4 separate regions of the Mus musculus genome follow, and all the other regions are linked to region 3. A link is a loop called in an ENCODE intact Hi-C map of the cell type or tissue named here. Cell type or tissue: left cerebral cortex. All regions are shown on one strand.

The links. Peaks named below come from ENCODE experiments on the same cell type or tissue, not always from the same donor. Only the 100,000 strongest peaks of a DNase experiment are listed, where the experiment ranks them.
Region 1: a loop joins it to region 3, with 3 times the contacts of the local background. A loop is called at or near these places in 2 of 42 quality-filtered maps.
Region 2: a loop joins it to region 3, with 7 times the contacts of the local background. A loop is called at or near these places in 5 of 42 quality-filtered maps.
Region 4: a loop joins it to region 3, with 11 times the contacts of the local background. A loop is called at or near these places in 7 of 42 quality-filtered maps.

What each region holds. Positions count from the first base shown.
Region 1 is chr11:40,468,318-40,470,817 of GRCm38, forward strand. No RefSeq gene overlaps it. Among named protein-coding and RNA genes, the nearest start is that of 3110004A20Rik, 6.1 kb to the right of the region's middle. In left cerebral cortex, a CTCF peak has its summit at 1,213; a DNase peak (open chromatin) is centred at 1,207.
Region 2 is chr11:40,148,144-40,150,643 of GRCm38, forward strand. The region is part of intron 5 of Gm12132 (a long non-coding RNA gene); the gene reads left to right. Among named protein-coding and RNA genes, the nearest start is that of Gm12132, 140 kb to the left of the region's middle. In left cerebral cortex, a CTCF peak has its summit at 1,361 (motif pointing left); a DNase peak (open chromatin) is centred at 1,362.
Region 3 is chr11:40,600,391-40,602,890 of GRCm38, forward strand. No RefSeq gene overlaps it. Among named protein-coding and RNA genes, the nearest start is that of Gm34281, 34 kb to the left of the region's middle. In left cerebral cortex, a CTCF peak has its summit at 1,362 (motif pointing left); DNase peaks (open chromatin) are centred at 267, 915 and 1,344; H3K27ac peaks cover 238 bases.
Region 4 is chr11:38,937,304-38,939,803 of GRCm38, forward strand. No RefSeq gene overlaps it. Among named protein-coding and RNA genes, the nearest start is that of Gm23520, 140 kb to the left of the region's middle. In left cerebral cortex, a CTCF peak has its summit at 970 (motif pointing right); a DNase peak (open chromatin) is centred at 985.

The sequences.
Region 1 (2,500 bases), 130 kb before region 3:
AAACACAAAGACAGTCCAATTGGCAAGCCCAATATCAAAGCATATTACACTCAAAACTACTAAGACTTAAGGACAGTACTCAATGAAGTCAAAAGGGAACCCAAAGTTGGCTTTGGCAAGCATCTGAGTTTCACCTAGAACCAGGTCCACTGATGGGAAGGCCATCAGAAGTCTATCAGCTCAAAACAGGTATGCAATTTCTATAAATGTGTTGCGGGGTAGGACAGGAATGGAAGTTTTACATGCAATTAATTGCAAAGACAGTTTTTAAGGGCAGCCTTCTCTTGCCTTTCCAAATTAATGAGTCAGAAAAGCACTACTCTCAATCGTATCTTTAGAAGTGAGCAAACCCCCTCCTGGGCTCCCATCAAACACAGCACAAGGACCTTCAGCTAAATACTGCAATGTCCTCCGTTTCAGAAAGTCGTCTCCAAGCTGTAAAAAGGCAGGCACAGGTTCTTTCCTGGAATCCCGTTCGTTTTCAGATGAACAAGGAGGTGGAGAATTAGATAAAGATTTATTGTGTGGGTGAAAGTGTTTTACAACACTGCATGTAACTAGTTTGAGATATATATATTGTTCTTTGAAGGGAAAAAAATGTCCTTTTTATTGATGACTAAAAACTTATGCAAGCAAAGAGGCAAAGTCGAAACAAAACAAAACAAATGAAATCTGGATCTATTGTTTGCAAGGATGCTGTTCTTAACAAAAGATTTTTTTTTGACCAGTATTACGTGTGTGTGTGTGTGTGTGTGTGTGTGTGTGTGTGTGTGTGTGTAACCTATTATTAAGGAAGAATTAATATTGAATTGCTTTTTGTTTTATATATAAAAATCCCATCTATGAATAGACCAAGCCTAGTGGGCTCAAGCTATCCCAAAATTAAACTTCAAGGCCAGGGTAGCTACCTGGGGGTTTGCATTCTGCAAAGCCTTGCCTTTTAAATGAACCGACAAGGGTCTACCTGTGCTTGTTACATGTCCCTTGGATAATTAATGCTGGTAATAACACCTAAGCGTTAGCACACAAAGCACCTGGAATGTGACTTGCTGTACACATTCTAATCACACCTGCCACCGAACTCTCCAAATGACCTTCTTCAAAACAATGACTGTCTTTGAAATCACAGAAAGCCAACTGAGGAGGAAGCAGTTCCCCAGCAATTGGCTATGGCTGAGTGGTTCATAAAGCCAGAGTGGCACCAAGCGGCCGAAAATGGAATTAGGCTGTCACTGTGTTTTCACATCCTCAGAATGAACCGCATTTAATGTTTATGCCTGGCTGTTTCCAGGCAGCAGAGATGGCAAGCCCAGAGACACTGAGCAGGATGCCACACCCAAGGGTGAGGGGTGATAGAGGTCCCCCTCATGCCTTAAATATGATTTTTAAAATTCTGTATGTCTGAAACTCTCTAAACTGGTATGAAGAGCTATACTTTAACCAACATCAGAGAGACAAGGGTCTCTCATCAGAGAGACAAAGGGAGAGGGAACCTCACTTTCCACAGTTTTGTTTGCAGTACTTGCATAGAATTTTCTTTTTTAAATCAAGGTTTCTGTCATTGTGTACACACAGGGAAAAAAGTGCTAAGACACGTTGTTTCTATATTCTCCACATTATATATTAGAAAGGAAGGTTACATGGGAAGAATGATGGGAAACCTGTCTATTCTCAGGTATTGTCTCTATGGCCTCTCATCCTTTTGCTTAACTGCTGAGCCAGTGCCTCCTGCTGTCTCTTAGCTCTCTACTGCTCCAAACATTTTGCTTATCTCTTACATACACGTATCTCATATATGGTGTCCTCTAGACTGGTCCCCCTGCTACATGTTCTGATTTCCCTCTTTTTAAAAAATATTTTTCCTTATTTTTCTTCTTTCTACCTCCCTCCTAATGGCTCAGACTCAAATAACTTGGGTGGCTTCAAAGACCAGTATCAGAAATGGCTTCTCCCTCCTGTGGCTTCCTATAATTATAGACATATCATTTTCCCACAATGCTTCAGCATCGTTAATCACTTCAAATACAGAAAGAGCCAGGCAAGCTTTCCTGTGAACAGAAAGCTCCAAGTCCCATTTCAATTTGTGATTATATCAATAATCTGGAGACTGTCGTCTGTGAACTAACCCATTTCTAGAAGAACCAGAAGGAAGCTGCTCAAATCTTATAGGCAAACCCTTGCTGACACAGAGAATATCTGCTTGTATGATAGGAAATTCCACATGACATTTGTCAGCTGCTTTGTCCTGCATTGCTAAGTGGCAAAAAAGGCAATTTTGTCTTCCCTGTCAGGACATTCATAGGGAGGACTGTGAGAGACACTATCATTAAAAGCATGAATTATTTGTAGATCTCTCTTGCACACAGCAGAGGCCAGTATGAATCTAAACTGCTTATAGATCAAAACAAAACAACAACAAATTAATCCTGCTGTACTTTTCTAAAATACTCTAGTGTAATTTTCCTGCTGCGGCCCCTATACCCTGAGACTACAGGCAAAT
Region 2 (2,500 bases), 450 kb before region 3:
ACTGGCTCCCATTTAAGTTGCATCATCTCATCACTGGAAAGAAGATTATTTATCCATATATTTACTGGAAAGGTTAAATGTATAAAATATTTAGAGCAACGACACACTAGAGGAAACACTCATAAGCCATAATGACCTTCTCAACGCTTCATGTGTAAGTGCTATTGAACTGGAAAGAAGGTATATTTCTCAACTCCCAAAGTGGTTTCTACGTGGAGCAGAGTAAAGTTAAAGGTAGCTCTATGTGGTTGTTTATGTTTACCTATAGTGAATGAAAATAAAATTAAAACTTCACTTCATCAATAGGGATAACCTTTGTCTTGGTGATAAGAAACTGTCCAGTATGTTTAATAAACTTCACATGTTATAGAATATTAGAAGGTTCATAGGGAGGTAGAAAAAGACAATGAGTCATTATTTGTGTGGTGAATGGCCATAATAGATCGGATATCACACATATATAACATTCAGGACTCTAAAATGGCTATTTAACTTTGGTTTTGAGTCTTAAAAAAAGTAATGAGTGTTTCACAGGTTGGTTTCCACTATTTAGCACCAGTCACTCTAACCCAATATTGGTGCTAAGGACATCAGTTTCTTGTAATCTATTTAAGACTCTGCATGTACTGAGTGAAGCAAGAAAGGAGTACATAATTAATTCAGGTCATATGCACATTATCAGAACCAGACAATGTGCATCAATATTCTATCTCCGATTATACCTGTCATTACTTCTAGGTCTGTCTGTTCTAGCTCTATGTTTCTCTCTTCTGGCCTCAGTGGTAATGCAGACTTAGAGCTCCAGATTTGTTTTTTTCCTTTTTTATTTTTTTCCCTGTTTGGTTGTTTGAAACAAGGTCTTACACTTGCTGAAGATGACCTTGAACTCACAGTGATCTTCTTACCTCATCCTCTCAAACCTGACAGCAAATGCATGATCCATTGTGTTGGGTTTAGAGTTCTAAATGTAAGCTAACACAAGAATATCTATTCTAGTATTCTACTCCTCTTTCAAGCATTGTTAACCAACCTGTAATATTCCCCTTATTGAGTTGGCAAAAGAATCAGCGTCATGAGAAGGGAAACATAGGAAACACCAGGCACACAGTTAATATCAGCACTTGAATATAGAATTGTTATACCTTGGTCAAGAGATGTTTAGTGTACACACACACACACACACACACACACACACACACACACACACAAAAGAAATCAAAGAAGAAGAGGAAAACCAATTTTCCCATTTAGACAATGCTAATTTCTTTAAGGCACAATCATTCTTCATTTCCTTTTCTCTTTTAATATAAGAAAAAATGCTCTTTCCACAAGAACTCGATGGAGCAACATTGCCACCCAGTGGCTGGCTACATTCATTTTGTGTCTAATTGTTCCCGGCTAAACAGAGAAATTCTTTCACACATAAAAATTGGAAGCCGGATTGCCTATTACCTGCGTGTGCTGGTATTTGGCCTCTCTTGTCACCCTCTTGTTTTCTAAATGATAGATACACAAACAATAGGAGCATTCTGAGAAATGGGAATTGTCTTAAAACAAAACTCACAGCATGCTTTTGCTATCAAACAGCTCAATGACAAGAGTGGTTTCAAGTGAATTTACAAACGAACAAGATGGATTTTTTCCCCCTTCTCATTTGTAAAAGGCTGTAATGGGCAGCAGTTCTCCAGGCTTACTCCTGCACCCCAGAGATACTGCCTCTTAGTTTTTTTCTATTCTCTAATAAATCTAAACGTATTCTGCTTGCAACATTAGAGGAGGAATACGACAGCACTTTCTGTGCAAGGAGGAAAAGGGGTTTCTAAAGGCTATGACAAGTGTTATAAATAGAAGTATTATTTAGTTTAAAGGGAGGCAGGATTTACATTTCCCAAATCGGAGACCACTCAAGCTTTGAGATTCAAGTAAGCAAAATAAATCTTAGGTTTTTGCAGTGTGAAATCAAAGCTCCAACTCTATTAATAGCAGAGGTGAGTAATAGATTTCTTTAGCTTGATGGTGGTAGATTTTTATTGCCCAATCTTCGTGATCTGCATAGCTCACCAACTACTTTTCAAAAGTGAGATGACAGGGAGTCCCCAGGCACCGAAATGGCATGCTATAAGTACTGGAATTTTTCTCCCTTGGAGGGAACTATTTGAAGATCTTGAGACGTCCCCACAGGATTTAAGCCCAAGGAAAGGAAAAAGACGAATTTCTTTTTAACCTTCAATCAATCAGAATGCTCAGAAAATACTATTCTTTTTTTTTTTTAACCAATTGATGCTCTTCAAATTTTCAACACTCAAGCAGAATGGGTTGGTGCTGGATGGATCTCATATTGTTTTATTCCTAAGGAATAAATATGTGGCATAGAAATATTTGCTTTTCTTCACTAGTTATAGTAAATAATTAATGATTCTTGAAAGACAATAAAATTCCTGATCTGGCTTTTATATGTTGTCGAAGGGGTTTCCCAGGACATTTTTAACCTTTGCCTTCT
Region 3 (2,500 bases):
CTCAGCTTGCTACTCCAGTTGCTCTTTTCTAACCCGTTCTTCCCAGCCTAGTCAGGCAGTGACTTTCCAACATGCTTGTTAGGGGTTCCATGGGCCACCACTCGCAACGGGAAAAATAAGAAAAAAAAAAAAAAACTAGGTCGTGACCGACCTTCTAGTGAGTGCTCTCACATCCTGCCAGGCAGGGCACTGGGACAACAAAGTGAATGCATCCTAGGTCTGGTGAGAGAGAAACTTTGTGAGTCACTTTGTGCAAGAGCCAACCTGAAGCCCCCCTGGCCAAAGATGGAGCTCTCCCAGGTGCTGAAATTCGAAATTTGCGAGGTCAGTTTATTTCTCTTAGCCTTGAGTTTCTTGAGCCATGAGTCTCTCCCTGTTTAAATTACCATTTTTCTTCGTTTGACGAAAACTTCAAATTTGATTAGCAAGGCATTTCTCTTTGTTTCTGAAACAAAGCAGGGGAGGGGCTGTGTGGGTAGCGACTCTACAGAGCCACAAAGAAGGTGATTGCCCCGATACTCACAGCAACTGTTCAGGCTAGCACTACTACATCGTCCAATGTTGCCAGAAATGCAAGAAATGTGGGTCTTTAATGAGAACCGTTTGCATTTAAGTGTTGACAGCTAATTTGAAAAGCCTGCACGGGCCAATACAGCATGATAAACCACATATGCCCAAGGCAAGAATCCTAAAACTGTCTACCTTTACAGTGCAGGAAGCTCTGCTTCATCACACCTTGGAAAGAGGGAGCTGATTAGCTTTGAGTTAAGAGCTGAAGAACCCAGAGGGAGGCAAGGACATTAGGAACCCAGCAGGATTCAGCCCATCTGTGAAAGGGACACTTCAGAGTTTCTATGATCATAGGGTTAAGAAAGGTCACACAACATTATTCGCACCGAAAGCTTGCTGGATTGTAGCTACTTAAAGGTGCAGAGGCAGATAAAACACAAGGACGTCCTGGGAACAACAGGATCTGAGAGGTACTGGAGGGCTTGGTTGAGGATGAGTTTTACATTAGCTATGTGACATTTCCAATTAAATGCAAAATCAACAGAACATCTTCTGCAGGGTCGTAGTGATGGAGAGCACTCACCTAAGCTTGTTCACACACTAAATTCCTCAAAACAGCAACAAAGGAGGATAAATCAATTGTCTTTGCTACCTTTATCAGCATAAACAAAGAGATAAAAATACAGTATAAAATTTTAACTATCTTTGCCCATCCTACCTGCAAAATGTGAAATTCCCCTGTGCTTCAATAAAGGAAAAATACATCCAATGAAGTCTAACAAATGTGCCATCTGTTCAGAAAGTGGTAGACAGGCATTTTTTTACACGTGACACTATTGCCCTCTTGTGGTCAGAGAAAATAGTGCATCTGTTTTCCAATGAGGTTTTTAAAGGTTATACCTAAAAATGTACTTCTCACAAATATAAATCATTTATAAATAGAGCAATATGTATAGAAACTTCCATTTTAAATAGTATGAATATTATTTATAATAAAATATCCAAATTAGACCTTGGGCTCTGAGCTTAGTTTTCTTATGAAGGGAAAGGAAATCAAGAGAAAAATAAAATGTTATTAGAAATAGTTGGATGGCTAGGAGGCACAACTCATGAAGCTAATGATGGTGTCAGTCACTCCTCTACCATAGTGTCCACCTGGCTTCCTGCCTCCCTGCCTCCCTGCTGACTCCTGCAAGGGGACAGAGGAAGCTTTCTTTCACTTCCTGCCTTCCTTTACTCACTCTCCACTGTTGGAGAAAGTAGGCCTTTCACAGTTTCCCACCCTAATAAGCCAAACGGCCTTGTGTTAGGAGCCTGTCACCTCCTCCTCCCTATTCCCTTCCTGACACCTAAGACCCTAAAGATTTGAATTATAGTCCCCTCTTCCTTATTTCTTCCTGACTCCCAAGACTTCCAAGGACATGAGTTATGTGCTGAGTCCAGCTTGACACCCCAGACTGTTAAGGAGGAATCTACATTCCTGAGATAAGACTCAGGGTGCCTCCCGCCTGCAGTCAGAATTCAGCCTTCATGTCCCCAGATGCCTGCTTCTTTGTTCTTTGTTAATTCTCCCTAAGCCCCTCCCTATTTCCCCTCACTGTGTGCTTATAACCTGGCGTTTCAGCCTAATAAACGGAGACTTTGACAGGAATCCTCCTTGGTCTCCTCTCTTCTTTCCCTCCCACTCATTTCTCTTGCAGATTTGCTGTTCCCCTCATACCCACGAATAACTGGGCCCTGCTGGACGGGACACTCCACTATTCGCTTATATAGCCACTTTTGGCTACATCATTTAAGCTCAGCATGGCATGATAATACCACAAAGGTATTCCTGGATAGGCATCCTTCAAGTGACTAACAGGAACTCACAGCCTGAACGAGAACGATAAGACTTTCTCTAGAAAAGTGAGCCAGGAAGAATTTGGTGAACCCAACATCTGAAACTACATAAACCACCCCTCCCCTGACTGTAAAGTGACTTGGTCAGTAA
Region 4 (2,500 bases), 1.7 Mb before region 3:
AGACATCGTCAAATGGAAGGCAGGAGGGATATTAAAACAGAAAGCAAGATAATGAGGATAGTACAATGTCAATAAGGATGTTCAAACAAGTCATGGGAAATCATATTAACTATTCTCATAAATTTGTACTTAATATCTGTCTGTTTGTCTGACTGTCTGCCTGTCTGTCTTTTAGATGAAGATTTTCCACCTTGGCTGACAATACTTCCTCCAAAGCCATAGGCAAATCATAAAACCCATAACATCAGGCATGAGAATCCACTTTATGATTTGTTTGTTATGGGAGTCCATGAAATTACCAAAATAGTATAGACTAGTACCTAGTCCCTAGGTGGTCGGCCAGAGGTTGAAGCAAAGTCTTTGTTGCTGAAAATCTATTTTCTAAGTAACAGTTTAAGTCTAAGGATCAGGACAAAGATTGTAGAGGTTTTCCAAACACAGAGTAAAACATTTATTGTAAATTGCCCACCTCTTTCAATGGAAGGAAGGAAAGTCAGAGACTGGCAGTGCTTTCCCCAGTACCTCTCCCAGGAGATACTTATTCAGGGGGTTTATTACCAGAACACATATTATAGGTTGATTGCATTCACAAAAGATTAAAACAAAAGCTTATGAATTAAAACCCATAGTCCTGTGTCAAAAGGAACGGCATGTAAATACAAAAGTACGCGGCCTTTCTTCTTGTTGTCTTGTATTCTTGTCAGTTCTTCTACATCACTTTCAAAAATGTCTTCATTGAATACCCATGTGATGATCATTTCTGTAATTTTGTGAAATAGTTATTCTCTAGTTTTCAATGTCATATTTTAATCACTGGAATATTTGTATTAATAAAAGTAAAATAATAGAAAAGGTTTTTTTGTTTTTTTGTTTTTTTGTTTTTTTGTTTTTCCTGGATGAAATTTTTTTTTCTGGTTTCCTTCCTGGCGAATTCATTTAGGAATGGGGGAGCATGGGAACCATTGCCACTAGATGTCACTATTACCAGACCATTTCCTGAGCTCCAGATTCTTTTTCTCACATTCCCAGACTTCCTGGACTTTGCAAGAAATTCTTTCTGGCCATATTAATTCCATCTAATCTCTTGTTTGCTTGTTTAGTCGAAGGTTACTGCTAAATTTACATCCTTTCTCGTGTCCCTTTACAAATGGGCAAAACAATTTTCAGTGCAGAAAATCACATCCCAGGGATTTAAAATTTGTTATCATTTTATTAATTAGGTGACGGTGTCTTGCCGAGTCAGTCAGTTTATTATTTCTTAAGAAAGATCTTGTAACCGAGTTTGTGTCTCATTAGAGAACTGCAGGGCCAGACAGATTAATGCACATATGCTACAACATTAATTAGAGAGTCAGATTTTCACACAATAGATAATTTGATTGTGACAATGGAGACAGCAATTAATTGAGTCTCCTTTAGAGAGCATCCAAGGGGCCTGAGTTGAGGAGAGAGCCAGCTATGATTTGCTGGAGTCAGACGCAAAGGGACACTAGAATTATAGGATTACCGAGTTAGAGAGACTTCAGAGGTTTTCAAGTTGAGTTAGGTTTCTCATCCATGCCCCGATCTGAAGCAGAAATTTTACCGAAACCCCCAAATACTGGTCTATAACAATACGTAATTTGTGGCTCAGTGGAGGTTTTGGCAATTATATTCCAATTATATTTCTTTGTACAAATTTGCTAAATGTGTTTTGGCCAATAAAGGGCTATGCTACTAAACTATACAGCACATAATCCATACCACATTTTTAAAAAAATATATCTCTTTAAGTCAATTTGCAAAAGCCAGGGCTTAATTAAAAATATCAGCAATCAACTGCTAAAATGCCCTTAATAATAGAGTAGTGGATTCAGAATAACAGGAGTGACTGAGTAGTCAAACTTCCTTGTTAGCTGACATTTAAAAATTCACATTTAAAAAATGACATTTAGCAGATGAGATGACGATGCAAATGAAATCTATATTTAGGGAGGGGTGAAAAACAGAATCTAATTTGTAGTGATTATATATTCTCTTCTACCTCTGGAATTCAGCTTAAGTTTGCTTGGTCCTTTATAAATATTTCTCATTCTCACATTCTCCTCTTTCCCCAATACCCAGTCTCTCCCCTATCCTCCCCCCCCCCCATTTCATTGTTTTCTTTTGTTTTTTTTCTAACAAAATATTTTTATTTTTGCTTTGGGGATTTTGCATTATACACTCCTATCACATTTGTCTCCCGGGCCATCTTCATACTCCTTTCAGAAAAAAATAAATTCCAGTTTGTGTTATTTATATATTCGTTGGGGTATGGTCAAAGTCAGTGGCCTATTCTCTAAACAGAGCTGAGCCCTTTCTGTCCTGCATCCCTGTCCATTATCTATATCTACTGTGAAGGGTGACATTCCCCAGAATTCTATCACAGTTTTTAAGAGATCTCTCTGATCACTTCTTGTCTAGACTTTCACAATTTGTTTTTGGGAAGGGGATGAGGTGAAAGTAGGGATTGCCATAGAAG